Regions from separate parts of the Homo sapiens genome. Here region 2 is linked to region 1. A link is a loop called in an ENCODE intact Hi-C map of the cell type or tissue named here. Cell type or tissue: endothelial cell of umbilical vein. All regions are shown on one strand. Each heading gives the region's core, and the rest is flanking DNA. Links, peaks and the distances in the headings are about the cores only.

Region 1 (8,153 bases), core at 1,610-5,609:
CAATGATTCAGGCTCTACCCCTTGTTTTCTCTGTGACCTTGGCCAGTTCAGGTTCCTTACGTGTAAAAGTAAGGTAACTCTTGCACATGCCTCACAGGGTCATTGTGAAGATTAAATGCAATCGTGTGTGAAAAACATTAAACCTGGTGGCACAGTAAGTTGCTAAATGGTAGCTACTATTCCTATTAGCTTGTCTAAGGTAGCATTGTGGAGCAAACATGGTCTTCCTGCCCTATCCCTGTGAATGACCCGTCTCCTCAACAGGACTCCAGTAGCTGACCAAGGGCAGGGGAATGGAGCAGTATGCTCCAGAGGCAGGCAATAAAGGGGTATTAGGTCTGTAGGTAAACTAAAAAAAATATGCACATATAGCTAAGAGTCTATCTGCTTTTTATAATCACTATGCCAGCAATTCAAAACAATGTCAGTGATAAAATACTCCTCCCCACTGGTATGGACCACACCATCACCCCCCATCCCTTTGGTGCACCACTGCCCAGTGGTCAGCTCCTGCCTTAAATGTTCCTTGTATTTCATCCTTTGACCCCTCAGTGGCAAACAGAGGCCTTAGCACATGATAGTTCTTGATGGATCTATGACCTTGGACAAGGCCCTTAGCAAGTCTGGGCTCCTGTTTTCTCATTTAAAACTAAGCGGCAATGCTAGATGACTCTCAGGCCCTTCTCACTCTAACGGCCCACAGTCTTACAATTAAACAAAATCAGGTGCACTTCCCAGTGACTCAGGGGCCAGATCCAAACTTAGCTTCCCAAGTCCCAGTGGAACAGAGCACCAGGAAGGGGCTGGGTTAAGGGGAAGGCTGCTCGGTGCTCTCAGGTTCTCCCTCGTACCTCATACCTCTTTCCACAGCCCTGCTATGTGGCCTGTGAGCCACACCTAACCTGCTATGTCTCGGAGATCCCATCTTCAGCACAAAAGTAACACCGTCCACCCCATATCCCTGACGTTGGCCGAGGCCACCTCCTCACAGGGATGTTTACAGTTGGCACTGTAAGTAGGGCATGCTGCTGGGATGAAGTGTCATGGGTGAGGAGGTGTAAGGGAAAATTACAAACCAACCAGCCTGTCTAAATAGTTTCTCTCTGTGTAACCCAAAATGGTCATGCATGGCTCACCATGGTCTGAAGTGGTGACCGCTTCCTTCCCACGCAGAGACTGAGTTCCTACAGGGCAGGGAAGAACAAGATCGAAATTCTACAGAGGATATTTCTTCCAGGATGGATTGTCCCAATATAGCATGGAGGCATTTTTCTTTTTAACTTTTCCCCCAAGGCATCACTGACTCGCACCCGCTCAAATTTTAGAAAAGTTCCCATCTCTATTGACTCATGGCATTAAGTGAGCAGATATGACCCTTCCACCAAAAAGAATATGAAATACTTCACAGTATCTTTGCAATGACAAGTACTGAGAAATAGCAAGCTGCCTTTTTTCTAGTTTTTCTCAGTAACTTCATTGGCTTTAACCTGACAGTCTCTGTACTTTCATTGGCCTTAAACTGACAGTCTCCGTACTTTTAAGAGCAAGTTCTAGCAAATAAAAATTTAGACAGAAAGGGAGGAGAAGGCACAGACAAAGGTGGAAGATGGAAAAGCTATTTAAATTTATCAAAATAAAGTATCACAACTTCACTCTTTACTCCCCAAAACATGAGTGTTGCCTGTGTGAGTGTGTTTATGAGATGTAGACCCCGTCTACTTCCAAAGCCACTTTACAAATAAACACAGAACAAGGATGCTCAGATCTAAGCAGAGACTGTAGTTGACTTCCAGAAAATTGGAATGAGCCAATGACAATACCTGGGCAAGATCTTCAATTTCAGTGTCTTAGCAGCAGAGGCCAAAAGGAAAATACCAGGGCACGTAGTTTTGCTATCTAACATTAAAAAGCAGACACACTCACCTCCAGAAACAGAAACAGAACCCTTGCTGGTGCAGCACGTCATCCCAGTGCTGTGTCCTGCAGCACATCCCTCCACCCTCCCACACCTTTGTGTTCCAAGCAGACAACATGGGGCAAAGGAGCAAGGCGACCAGGAAAGCTAATTTTAAAACAAGGTAAAAATGGACTGTGCGGCTAGGCTTCATGGGGCCTCCAAGTGTGTTTATTGCTTCTCTCCGCAAAGGGAAATTTTAAGAAAGAAAAAGGCCTTTGTTGCCATGGAGAAAGCCATAGGGATGACCACCCATCCCCCATCCCCAGCTCAATTCTACTGGCCATGATTGACCAAGGCACCTGCATCAGAGAGATGGGCAGACATCCAGAAGGCCAGTTATGGAAATAAATATCCAGGGTGTATTTTTATATAGATATTTTAAATGCACACAAGCCCAGACCCATCCTCGGCTGCTAACGTTAGTGGATTACTCATTCTTCCTCCCAATCACGTCATGTGCGAGATTCCAGGTGGCCATGGGGTATTTGCTTACGACGGCTACCGCTGGTTTCCCTGCGAGCTGTTTATTTTTCCAGGCCTCAAGTCATTACATCAGCCGGTGGTTTCTAGGCGGGCCAAGAGTGCTGGCTTGGGGGGTGGGGAATCCAGCCAGGAGGTGCAGTTGCCTCAGTGACCCCAAGTCCCAGTCATAGCAGCTATCCCAGCAGGAACTTCCTGGGTGAGGAAGAAGCAATCCAAGACGTGGCCAAATGGCCTGAAGCAGGCCTAGAAGAGCAGCACTCTGATACTGTGAACAGCTTACCTGTGACAGGTAAGGTGACATGAGAAAACACAGTCACAGTCATGCACGAGGAGGCCAGGGTGTCACTTTCATGGTAAAACTTAAAAGAAATGCATTTCCACCTTATGTCTGTGCTGATGGCTGTATCTCCAGGGAGCAGAGTCACCATGAGCTGCTCCATTCAATGATGTAGAGAAGGGAGCGCTGTGGGTCTAAGAGGCAAGGGAGGAAAGGCATGGCCCTTTCAGATTTAACTCACAGGGCCAGGGTCTAGGGCCTCCTTGAGGCCCTTGATCAGATCATGGAAGAAGTTAACTGGAAAAAAACAGGGACAAAGGAAAGAAAGAGATGACAAAACAAAGAGGGAAGTCACACCTCTCTACTCCACTTGAGGCCACAGAGTCAAGCCCCCAGGGCAGAAGGAAATGAGTGGTGGGCCTTGGGAGCATTACTTTGCTGCACAGAGAAGTGCATGAAGATATTTCCTGAGAGATTATACTTGCCCAGAAGAGAAAGGGTGGAAGTTCGTCATATAGAAACAAAGATGTAAATCAGAGCCATAGGAAAGTGCCTGCACATAGTCAAATTAGAAACATGAGAAGATGAGGTGAAGAATTAGATGAAACCTAATTCTTGTCACTTATTTCATATCTTTATCTTCTGTAACATATAGATGGTTAAAAAATATTTTAAACACTAGGTATATTAAGAAATGCCTTGGTAGCCAACCCCTGATTTAAAAAAAAAAAAAACTTAGCAAGAGTTCATATTTCCTTATAAAAGCAGAACAGAGGCTCCATCCAACACTCATCTATGGGAAGATGCTGTTCTCAAGTTCTAGCGTATTAGCTGGCCAGGTACATTGTCTTCCTGAATGCAAAAGGAATTCCTGGTGCACTGGAGATGCAATGGAGGAGAGGTTCAATGGAGGCGAGAACTGAAGAGAAGAGCAAAGAAGCAAATCTGTCAATGCTGAACCTGCCAATTACTCAAAAGGCGACACTGACTATAGTGAACACATGACAAAGCCTTAAAAACAAGGGCCAAAACTTCCAGGAGCAGAGAGGGAGACTAGGAGAGTCTGTAGGCATATGTGTCATGTTATTGCAAAACTTCAGCTGCCCAGTGGAACCTTTCCAACATCAACAATCCCCAGGCCAGAAAACAAACCTGGCGTCACAGGGTCTGAGTGTGAAAAAAGGATGTGTGGGGTGTAAAAGAAACTGGGATAGCCTTTTTGCCTCTGAGAGACAGCTGAGAAGAAGAGCTCTCACCCCGATGGGCTTCACGGAGTCCCATGGCAACCTCCCCGGGGATGCAGGCTGAAGCACACCTGAACCCAGGATCATCCATCAAACTCTAATGAAAAACTGTCTCAGGTGTTTGGCCAAAAGGCTCCAGTCCCTACCAGAGCCAAATATCCAGACATAAGTTATCATTAAGGTATATCTGACTTCTCATTAAACCAAATATGATAACATGTGACAAGTGGCTAGCAAAAGACATAAAGATATTCCACCAAGAGTCACCAGTGTTTTGTTGGGTTTAAAAAATCATTTATGGTATACCTACTATGTGCCAGGCATTACACAGATGCTCTTGAGTCCTCACAAAGAAATCCTGCAAGGCACTAAAACTTTGTTTTACATATAAGGAAATCAAGACTCAGGGAAGTTAATTAACTTTCCCAAGCTCACCAAACCTCTCAGTAGGAAGCTAGCATTGGAAACCAGGTTATAGGTTTGTCTGACACCAAAGCCCATGCTTTTGCCATTACATGGTTTATCTCCGCTACATGCAAAAGACTCCCTATCCACTACCTAAGAAAGCCAAACATCAAGATGCTTTTTTGGCAACCCGTTTGTGGGAGCATGCACCAGAACCGGACATTAAAGCTTGGAAAAGGTATGTGTGAGATGGTGAAGAGCCTTGTGAGCTGCCTCAGAGCTCCTGTGCTGATGCAGGCTTACCTGGGCATGTCAGGGAGCATCCTCCTGCCTGGACTATGAGAGGGGCCAGAAAACTTAAGTAAGACATCCCCATACACACACTCCCATCCAAATGCTTCTATTTCAATCATATATGCCAGAAGCCAGAAAGCTTTTCTGTAAAGGGTCAGATAATAAATATTTTAGGCTTTGCAGGCCATACAGGGTCTGTCACAACTATTCCACTCTACTATTTAGATGAAAATGGTCACAGACACTACACAAATATATGGCTGTGGCTGTGATCCAACCCAACTTTATTTTCAAAAGAAGGCAAGAGACCATTTGACAACCCCTGTTACAGGCCTTTGTGGCACCATATATTTTATACATAATTATATCAAAGAGATTGATAGGCATTCAGTCAATATTACCAGTTGATCAAGATGGAAAAAGTCTCAGTTGAGTAGGAGATTCCTAAGTTATCAATCTCTAACAGTTAGCCCTGGTCTCAGTTTCTCCCAGAGAACTGTTAGGTCTCTCCCAACTATCCTGTCATATACACGAACCTTACAGATATAACTGGGGTCAGCCAGAGAAAAATAAACGTGGCCAGGCCACCCCAACAAAAGGAAAGTGGATGGACCTGCCCAGAATCCATTTCTCAACATGACCCTATTCTCATCTAATTGGAGAGTAGGAATGAAAGCAGAAGAACTTCAGCGGAAGCAAAGATTATCAACTGACTTTGACCTCACCACTTTACTACATGCAGAGAATACAGCCCAAGAAGACAGGCATTCTATTCCCAAGGATAACTAGTTTTCTCCAGCCCAACCACTCCCTAGCTATGACTCAGGACAAGTTACTTCCTCTGTCTCAGCCTCTGACTCTTCATCTGCAAGATGGAGACAAGAACAATAGCTATCTCATAGGGTTATGGGGAAGCTCAAGTGAGATGACACAAATGTAAAGTTCCACAGGACCTGATAACAAAGTAGCTATTATGACAGTGCTATTCTAATTTTGATGATGATGATGATGATCTTTTCTCCTCCATCGTTCCCCAAAGCAATCAAATGCATGGGTAAGTGAAAAAGAAATTCAAGGAAACAATTGTTAAGGGCCAAGTGAGTGTTTCAGCCAAAAAAGTGCTGTATGTTATAATTCAGAGCTCACCTTCGTATCTTCCACTTGGTCACAGAATGAGAATTAACTCATGGGGGTCTTGCAGACCTTCCAGGGCCTCAGGGACTAGGAGACCAGTTGCAAATGTTACTTCCGGCACCAGGTACTACAGGCACCAAAACCACTTCTATTTGATTTATATTTGCCTAACAGGGAAAGGGGAATAGAGGGGGTCCTAAGAAGAAGCCTAATAGATGCCTTTGCTTAAGGTGACAATCATAAATTCTTTCTGATTGAAGAATTTTCAAAATAAGCACCATCATTACTATTCCCGTTATTCATACCAATAATAATGATAATAATAAATATATGTACTTACAATTTATCAGTTAGCCAGGCATCAGTTGAGTGCCATATAGACATTATCTTAGTTAACTTTTAACCATAGTCCTTTGAGGGAGAGATTGTGATTCCCATTTTGTGAATGAGAATTGAGGCTCAAAGGAATTATGTGACTTGACTGGGGTCACTAAGTGTTGGAGCTACAATGTGAACCCAGGTTTCACTAATTCCAAAGCCTGTGCTTTAACCACTGCACTATTCTGTCAAAGACTGACCCAAGGGGGTTCACAGTCTCCTTTCACTCCACCATCCCATATCTCCAACTTTTATCAGTGAACAGACACATGAAAAGGCAATGACCAGCCCAAGTCACAGAGGAACTCAACTGATGGCGTGTGAATTCACCTCCTGGTCTATATAATTCCTTGCATTCTAATGCCACATCGCCACCATTAGGACAGAGCTGGTGAACAGGTCAACTTAAAGGGGACCAATGACAGGACACTCATTAATTGATTGTCATGTAAAATTCTGCCTGCTGGTTCAAAGTCATATATCTTTTGTTCATAGTCTTGCCACCTATAAGGAAAAGAAGATAGGGCTAAATTCAACAACCAGGCATAAATTATGCAGAGTGGTATTTCGCATAATGAAGTCTTCGGTTGAAAAGATGATCCTCCTTGATAGAGATACAGATTTCGCTTGTGAACACATTTTCCTGTTGATGAACATTCAGTCTTTATTGATAGTAAATAGACTTTACTGACTCTGGTCTTTATTGTTATTAAATAGAGTCTACAAAAAAATCCTACAAATATGATCACCCCTCAAAAATTATCACTTTCTACAGAGGGTTCAGCCAGTGCTCAAACTTGACCACTCACAAGACCCCCTACCAAAAGATCAGACCAGAGAAGACATGACTGTAAGCACCTATTTAGAGCCTTCAAAACACACAGAATCGACTCCCTCCAGGCTTGAAGTCCAACTTCTTTATGTCCAGTCATTCTTTCAAATTCTTCTGCATGGCATATGGAAAGTTAACCAAAATATTATAATATACAGTCAAAGAAATTTGTTAAGAGGATCAACGACCTAAGAAAGATGATCTCTGAGATGATAATTGAAGAAAATTAAAGTTGGAAGGGATTAACTTATCCAATCTCTTTATTTTATAGCTATAGAAATTGACAACCAGACAGATTAAATGATTTTTCCAAACCCACACAATAAGTAGTCACAGAACCACGGGGCAAGGAAGGATGGACTGGGTACATATATAATCCAAGGAAGGTTATTTACCTGAATTTCTTATGTTGGTGTTGTTCAGTTTGGAGTCCTTGATCACCAAGTGTTTAATCCATAGAGTTGGGGCTGTGATTTCTAGGGGTGAGGAAAAGGAGAGAGAAAAAGTCTGGGCAAAGAGACTATGTGAGTGGAAGTGTAACCTCAGACTTCTTAATAGTCATTTTTCAAAGTCTGAGGCATTGAGGCTTCAGCTCTCTCCCACATCCACTCCTCCCAGTTCCCCTCCCTTCCTCACAACGGAAGCTTCTCTCCCCAACAGCTCATAAGAGCCGATCAGGGCATCCTGTGCTGGGAAGCAGAGTGGTCAGAATGCAGAGGCACTGAGCACTCCATCCAGGAATAAAAATATTATCCCAGGAGGTAAGGAACATGGGCCAAGCCAAGTCCCTCTCAGCTGCTTCCCTGGGAGAAGATTTAAAGGGGATAAATCAACAAACGAACGCCAAACAAACCACAGAGACCATTCTAGGGGAAACGGCTGAGCCGAGATTGCTCCAGGTGGGAAAGAAAGGAGTGCGTCTCATGTGTGCTTCAATCCCCTTTCTAATGGCTTCTCATGCGCAGAGGCTGAATTCCTCCATCAAGAGAGTGCCAGGGTGCCTCCAGCCTCTCCAGGATTTGGTCACCCAGTGGACAGATGGGAATCCTAAGTGACCTGAGCATACTGTGGAGTGACCTTCAATGAGGGTATTGGGGAGGTCTCCCAAGATGAGACAGTCTCCATCCCTCACCTGACCCCCCAGGGTCC
Region 2 (8,153 bases), core at 1,995-5,994, 96 kb after region 1:
ACCGACTCCCATCTACACATTGGTGATTGCTTGGTCTACATCTGATTTAGAATATGCACAAATATCTTCACTTAGATTTCTTAAGGTGTCTCAAATTCAACACATCCAAAACAATCCTTCTTGGCCCCTCATCAAGTCTGCTTCTCTTTCTGTACTACCCAATGTGATTCATGACACCACCTAATTTCTGAAGTCATCTAAGTAAGAAAACAAGTAGGCATCTTTGATTTCTCCCTTTCACCTTCACCCTTCCACATCCAACTGGCTGCCATCTTTCAACAATACTGCCTGCTTGATATTTTCAGTCCTTCTTTTCTTCAACCCCACTATCAACTCATTGACCTTAACTCAGATGCGCATGGTCTCTAGGTGGGTTTTTGTAATTAATTCATAAGTGGTCTCCCAGCCTGGAGTCTTGCACCCCCTCCAAACTACTCACTGCTTGATCTTTCTAAAACATTATTCATGTTACTCTCCTGCTTAAAATTCTGTAATGATGCCCACTGCCTACAGCACCAAGTTGACGTTCCTTTGTGTGTAGGTGCCTTGTCCCTCATGATGGGTCACCACCTCCCTTTGCAGCTACCCTCCTTCTATTCCCTCACAATCAACCTACATCACAGCATCCTGAACTTCTTGCAGTCTCTAGAACATACTTTCTCATACTTCTATGCCTTTGCACATGCGTTCCCTCTGCTTGGACGTTCCTCTCCAACTCCTGCCTTAGAAATTCCTGCTAGGTGTCAAATACCTACATCAGGCGGGACTGCTTTGACTCTGCCTTCAGAAGACTCTCAGCCCCTATGTCCTATGTGTTGCCATAGCACCTCTTCCCATCATCATATTGTTCTTACACATAACATTTTCACATGATGTTATCATTTGTTTGTATTATCATCACCATTCTGACCACCATCACGATATGAGTCTGTATTTGAAAGGAATGCTATCAGAAAACACCCCCTTCATTACAGGCAACCCGTTACAAACTTGATAACACATCAAACAAGACATGATTCTGTCTAGTGTTAAGAATGAAATAAACATGATGGGCAGTGGTGGGATGGTGTTCTGTGATATCCTGCCACCTTCAAGAGGAACAATGTTGAAGGATCGCTGCTAAATCTGGGCTACCAACACTGCATGGGAGGCATCTCCTCATGTTTTGGTCACCACAACCCCATGAAGGAAGTATGATTACCTCCCATTTCACCTATGAGACCGAGTTTCAGACAGGCTCCATGATGAGCACAAGGCACTCAGCAGCAGGTGGCAGAGCCAGCCTTTGAGCCCACGAAGGTCTGACTCCAGGGCCCATGCTATTGCACTGCCTCTACTACTTTTCTTAGTCTCAAGTAGCTGATGCTTCACCTCTCCTGGGCATTTTCAGGACAGATCAGTAACCCCAGAAGTCACATGTGTGAGAGCCTATGAAGAGGAGCTACAACAAGGCTGAGGAATGCCAAGTGCTAAACCCCATAAGTGACCAGTAGAGAAGGATCTGTTGAAAGGTCTTCCCTTAAGGGCATGTGCTGGAGAAATCCACCCCTTCGGAGACAGTGGCACCATTGTTCAGATAAGTTACACAAACATGAGCAAGAACTAGATCCCACCAGCAAGAGAATTCACACATGCATGCATGCTTGGCAAGTGAAGCTCCAGATCAAGGCAGCTGGTTTCACTCATAGGTGGGAAGAAGTTCCACAGAGGTACATTTCTGATAAGGTTTAGTTCATTACAGAAGTGTATCAGTCCTGACTCTCTGTTGTGAATGACAGAAAATAAAATCAAATGGACTCAAGCAAATAAAAAATTTATCAGCGAATTTATTAATGTATAATGAGCCACCCCCAAGACCTTGTGGCTTAAAATAACAACTCTGATTCTGTGGGCTGATGGGGCCATCCACCTGCTGGTTTCACCTGGGCCCCCCAGTGCAGCTGCATTCAGCTGGAAGGTCAGCAAGGCTGAGGTCCGAGACGACCTCACTGACATGTGGGGCAGCTAGGGGACTTCGGTTCTGCTCCACGTGACCTCTCCTCCTCCAGTAGGTTAGATGGTTTTCTTTCTTTTTTTTTTTTTTTTAATTGATCATTCTTGGGTGTTTCTTGCAGAGGGGGATTTGGCAGGGTCATAGGACAATAGTGGAGGGAAGGTAAGCAGATAAACAAGTGAACAAAGGTCTCTGGTTTTCCTAGGCAGAGGACCCTGGGGCCTTCCGCAGTGTTTGTGTCCCTGGGTACTTGAGGTTAGGGAGTGGTGATGACTATTAACGAGCATGCTGCCTTCAAGCATCTGTTTAACAAAGCACATCTTGCACCGCCCTTAATCCATTTAACCCTGACTGGACACAGCACATGTTTCAGAGAGCACCGGGTTGGGGGTAAGGTCGTAGATCAACAGCATCCCAAGGCAGAGGAATTTTTCTTAGTACAGAACAAAATGGAGTCTCCTATGTCTACTTCTTTCTACACAGACACAGCAACAATCTGATTTCTCTATCTTTTCCCCACATTTCCCCCTTTTCTATTCGACAAAACCGCCATCGTCATCATGGCCCGTTCTCAATGAGCTGTTGGGTACACCTCCCAGACGGGGTGGCGGCCGGGCCGAGGGGCTCCTCACTTCTCAGACGGAGCGGCTGCCGGGCGGAGGGGCTCCTCAGTTCTCAGACGGGGCAGCCGGGCAGAGACGCTTCTCACCTCCCAGAGGGGGTCGCGGCTGGGCAGAGGCGCTCCTCACATCCCAGACGGGGCGGCGGGGCAGAGGGGCTCCCCACATCTCAGACGATGGGTGGCCGGGCAGAGACGCTCCTGACTTCCTAGACGGGATGGCGGCCAGGAAGAGGCGGTCCTCACTTCCCAGACTGGGCAGCCGGGCAGAGGGGCTCCTCACATCCCAGATGATGGGCGGCCAGGCAGAGACGCTCCTCACTTCCCAGACGGGGTGGCGGCTGGGCAGAGGCTGCAATCTAGGCACTTTGGGAGGCCAAGGCAGGCGGCTGGGAGGTGGAGGTTGCAGCGAGCCGAGATCACGCCACTGCACTCCAGCCTAGGCAACACTGAGCACTGAGTGAACGAGACTCCGTCTGCAATCCCGGCACCTTGGGAGGCCGAGGCTGGCAGATCACTCGCAGTTAGGAGCTGGAGACCAGCCCGGCCAACACAGCGAAACCCCGTCTCCACCAAAAAAAATACGAAAACCAGTCAGGCGTGGCGGCGCGCGCCTGCAATCGCAGGCACTCGGCAGGCTGAGGCAGGAGAATCAGGCAGGGAGGTTGCAGTGAGCAGAGATGGCGGCAGTACAGTCCAGCTTCGGCTCGGCATCAGAGGGAGACCGTGGAAAGAGAGGGAGAGGGAGACCGTGGGGAGAGGGAGAGGGAGAGGGCTAGATGGTTTTCTTAAAGGGTGGTCTCAGGGCAGAGGTCCCACAGGGTGAAGGCAGAAGCTGCAAGGACCCCAAGGCCTAGTCTCCACAACTCACACAGTGTCACTCCCACCACCTTCAAGAGTCCAGGCAAGTCACAAGGCCAGCCCAGATTCAAAAGGTGTGGAAATAGACCCCATCTCTTAATGAAAGGAGCCACAAAGAAACTGTGGCTATATTTAATCTACCGTAGGAAGCTACTGGCTCATACAAACAAGAGATTTAAGGAAGCTTTTAGCAGAGTGGGATCCAGGTGTTCACAATATATTATAAGAAACCTGTCTCTTTCCTCTCTCAGCTTTCTTTTGCTCTGTGTTGGATTTATTTTGAAGCAAGCTTTTCCTTCATAGTGACCAAATAACTACCAATGACTACAGGCCTACATCTTTAGAGCATACAAACCCCAGGGCTTGTCTTTCTCCAGAGTTTCAATAAAAAGTCTCCAAATTGAATCCACTGGTCCAGCATAAGTCACATGACCATTCCTAAACCAGAGGAGGGCATACACTGATCAGGCCTGGGTCATGCATTCACCCTAGAACTGGGAGGTGGGATCAGTCCACTCAAGTTATGAAGAGTAGAGTGAGGGACGGTGTTCCCCAAAGGAAAGTAGAGATTCTATTGCCAGAAAAGACAGAGTAGAGGCTGGGCAGACCAAAACAACAGATGTTTCCTACAATAGGCATCTCAAGATGGTGACAAGGCAAAGAGCCACCAAAGAATGCACTGAATTTCCCTCTCCCAATGCATCATGGAATTTTGCCAGCTGACAAGTCCCTGTTTCCCAGCGGGGTGGTGTGTGCACCACTGAACAGCTTCTTGTGCATTTGAAAAACAAAGACATAGGACAAAGCCTTTTGCAATATGCACTTGCACAATTCTTCAATCTGGCAAAAGATATTCTTTCTCAGACATTTGTCAAATTCCTCCCTAAGATGTCCTACCCTAATAGGAATCAGAATACTTTTAACTCAGAGTTTTTTTCTGGAACAGATGCAAACACAACATCCCCCTTACTTTCCACAGCCCCATTATAGGCCAACTCATAAAATCTTAGAAGCAACTGGGCCAGAACTACATGAAGGCTGAGGGACAATGTGAAGATGTGTGCCATCAGTAAATTAATAATTCCCAGACCACCTCAGATAGTTCCATCCCCAAGAATATTTACAGTTTAAACTGCAGAAATTAGGATATCCACAACAAGTGAATGAATGAGTCAAAGGCTGAACAAAGGAGTGAGGAAATGAGTCAAAATGCACCTCCTGGTTAGAGCTGTGCTTCAGGCCCTGAACAAAGATGGTCAGAGGGCAAATGTACCTTAACAATTCAAGCAGCCCTTCTCTTTGGACCCTCATGGACTATTACTAATTTATGCTATAGCACTTCTCTTCATCTTCCTGGACATCTCCTGAGTATGGGAGAAGGAGCTGAGAAAAGATATCTCTCATTTTAAATTTCATCACATGGTATAGCAGTTGCATGTGACCCTTAAGACTTGGTCTTCCATGGAATTGGACATCATCTTTTTAGAACTGCAGCTGCCCAGTTGAGATTCCCAATTTCATGTCAGTAAAGGAGCAGCTCCAACCCAAAAACAAGAAGAGGGTAAGAAAAATCTGTCCTCGAAGAAGAGGATAAGATTTTGCTAATAATGGCCAGTTACAGGCTGGCATGACTAAAGGTCATGCTAGACCAGGCCATTGTGGCATGTGGCCATGAGTTTAATCAGCTGTGGCAAGCACAATGATGGAGAAGTGCAATTCACCTTGTTTTAGCAATAGGGAATGCCTGGTTATCAGGTTTCTCATAATTAACACAACAGGAGAGCCTTTGGGTGTTGGGGATAGGCAAGAACATGTTTGTTTTCTTGACACCTTCCAGCACATTATTAAGCTGTGAGTAAACACCCTGCTGCCTGAAGTAAGCATCTCAGGTCAATGAATCTCTGTGTGTCTCAGTTTTCTCCTCTGTAAAATGGGATGATAATAATGTCTTTGTCATCAGAATAAGATGGATTAGTATGTGCAAAGGGGCTTAGAAAAGTACCCGGCACATAAGAAGAGCCAGATAAGTGTTATAAGTGCTGTCCATTATGTACTGCTCCATAAACGAGGGACTATCTCGTTCCCTGTTGTATTTTGTTTCCCAGTGCCTAGAACACTAGCTGGCACATAGCAGTAGCTCAATAAATTTTTGTAGAACGTGTTGATTTGAATAGCAGAAAACACTAGCGCTGTGCCGGGTTCTTTGCTAGGAGTTTCAACATGAAATAAATGGCACACACACTCCCTACCCTCAGCCACATCCCATAAGGACTAGGTAGTTGGGTGGCTGCTTCCCACATGGCTGGCTCTAGGAGGCACAGGTGGGCCTTCCTCCTCTCTTCCTAGGCCTCCCTCTGCATTGACAACTTTAGCAAAGCACAGCCACATGAGCAGGAACTGTGAAAAAGTTTCCATAATCCACCACTGAGCACACTCTGTTTGTGTGTGTCTGGAGTGAATAGAAATGGGTATGGCGAGTATGTAAGAAGCTTGGTAGCCTCCAGTCCATCCTAACAACAAGTAAAAAGCTGAACAAACTGAAAATCAACAATTCTCATTTCACATGGCAAACCACTGCCCCCAAAATTGGACAGACAGGCAGATACAGAGAATCACAGCTTACCAGGGCAGAAATCTCCACAGGAACCAGTATGGTAAGAAAACCTAAACCGGTATCTAAACCTCAACAGTTTAGGTAGGAAAGCCTAAACTGTAACTGACAACCTGCCAGAGGCTCAGGAGGAATAAGTCTGAGGGTCAAAAACTGCAAGGGCACCTAGACTTAGGGGGACTTCCACATTTTAGTGAGTTTTACCTCCAGGAGCCCTACCTGGTTCTCACAGTGAATATCAAAGAAAAATCTCCTTGCCATTTGTATTAGTCCGTTCTCACATTGCTATAAGGAAATGCCTGGGGATTGGACAATTCATGAAGAAAAATGTTTAGTTGGCTCATAGTTCTACAGGAAGTATAGTGGTGTCTACTTCTGGGGAGGCCTCAGAAAACTTACAATCATAGCGGAAGGCATAAGGGAAGCAGGAACATCTTACAAAGTTGGAACAGAAGGAAGAGAGCCAGAGGGGGAAGGTGCCACACACTTTTAAACAACCAGATCTCATGAGAACTCTGTCACGAGAATAGTACCAAAAGGATGATGCTAAATCATTCATGAAGGATCCAACCCTATGATCCAATCACCTCCCACCAGGCCCCACCTCCAACACTGGGGATTACAATTGAACATGAAACTCGGGTAGAGACACAGATCCCAACCCTTCCGGCAGAAGAGGGAGAAGGCAGCCATTTTGAACCACAGCAAAGCATTCTGTTCCCGTAACAAGGCCTTTGCCATCAGGAGAAACTATTTTACCAGAGCCTAATCTGTTGGGATTTTATCAGAGACTAACCTACCTGGGAGAAGGGAAATAAACTCCAGCCCACCCTAGCCATCATGCTCCACCTAAGGTAGGGGGAAACACTGAGAAGCACTTACGAAGTTCACAGCCCAAGGGCACAGGCTCACCAAAAAACTGAGACCTAATCATAGGACTATAGAATGCTTCTCCTCCCCCCACATCTTACCACCACATCACTAAAGGCCTATTTACCACAAGTCCTTTTGCCCAATACGTCATGGCTGGCTTTCAACAAAAAATTACAAGGCATACTAGAAGGCAAACAAACAAACAAAACACACAGTTTGAAGAGATAGAGCAAGCATGAGTAGCAGACAAACATGGCTGAGATGTTGGAATTATTAGATCAGGAATTTTTTTAAAACTATGATTAATATGCTAAGGGCTCTAATGGAAAACGTAAACAACATACAAGAACAGATAGGTAATATAAACAGAGAAATGGAAATTCTGAGAAATAATCAAAAAGAAACGCAAGAGATCAAAAACACTATAAAAGAAATGAAGAATTCCTTTGATGGGCTCATTAGTAGACTGGACATGGCAGAGGAAAGAATCTCTGAGCTTGAGGATATGGCAATAGAAACTTCCAAAACTGAAAAGCAAAGAGAAAAAAGACTGGAAAAAAAAAACAGAATTGAATATACAAGAACTTTGGGAAAACCATGAAAGGTATAACATGTATAATGGGAATACTAAAAGGAGAAGAAAGGAAGAAACAGAAGAATTATTTGAAGCAATAGTGACTGAGAATTTCCCCAAAATTCATGCCAGACACCAGACCACAGATCCAGAAAGCTCAGAGAGAACACTAAGCCAGGTAATTGCAAAAAACAAAAACCCTAGTCATATCATATTCAAACTGCAAAAAAAATCAAAGATAAAGAAAAAAATCTTGAAAGAAGCCAAAGGAAAATACACCTTATGTATAGAAGAGCAAAGATAAGAATTATATCCAACTTATCCTCAGAAACCATGCAAGGAAGAATAGAGTGTGGTGAAATACTTAAAATGTTGAGGGGAAAAGTCATCAACCTAGAATTCCGTATTTTGCAAAATTATCCTTTAAAAGTGATAGAGAAACAGACTCTGAGGCAAATAAAAACTGAGGAAACTTGTTGCCAGTAGACCTGCCTTGTAAGAAATGTTAAAAGAAGTTATTCAGAGAGAAGGAAAAAAAACATAGCTCAGAAACTCAGATCTACATAAAGAAAGAGCATTAGAGAAAGAACAAGTGGAGGCAAAATTAAAACTTGTATTTATT

The links. Peaks named below come from ENCODE experiments on the same cell type or tissue, not always from the same donor. Only the 100,000 strongest peaks of a DNase experiment are listed, where the experiment ranks them.
Region 2: it touches region 1 in a loop (13-fold over the local background); 1 of 110 quality-filtered maps calls a loop at or near these places.

Annotation. Positions count from the first base shown.
Region 1 is chr14:69,993,727-70,001,879 of GRCh38, reverse strand. SMOC1 (SPARC related modular calcium binding 1) reads right to left here. Exons shown (of 12, transcript NM_001034852.3): 7 at 7,400-7,480. Among named protein-coding and RNA genes, the nearest start is that of SNORD169, 20 kb to the right of the region's middle. In endothelial cell of umbilical vein, for the core only: no CTCF peak of the experiment used is centred there; DNase peaks (open chromatin) are centred at 2,419 and 3,839.
Region 2 is chr14:69,897,833-69,905,985 of GRCh38, reverse strand. All of the region lies in intron 1 of SMOC1 (SPARC related modular calcium binding 1), which reads right to left. Among named protein-coding and RNA genes, the nearest start is that of SMOC1, 22 kb to the right of the region's middle. In endothelial cell of umbilical vein, for the core only: no CTCF peak of the experiment used is centred there; DNase peaks (open chromatin) are centred at 4,175 and 4,665; H3K27ac peaks cover 310 bases.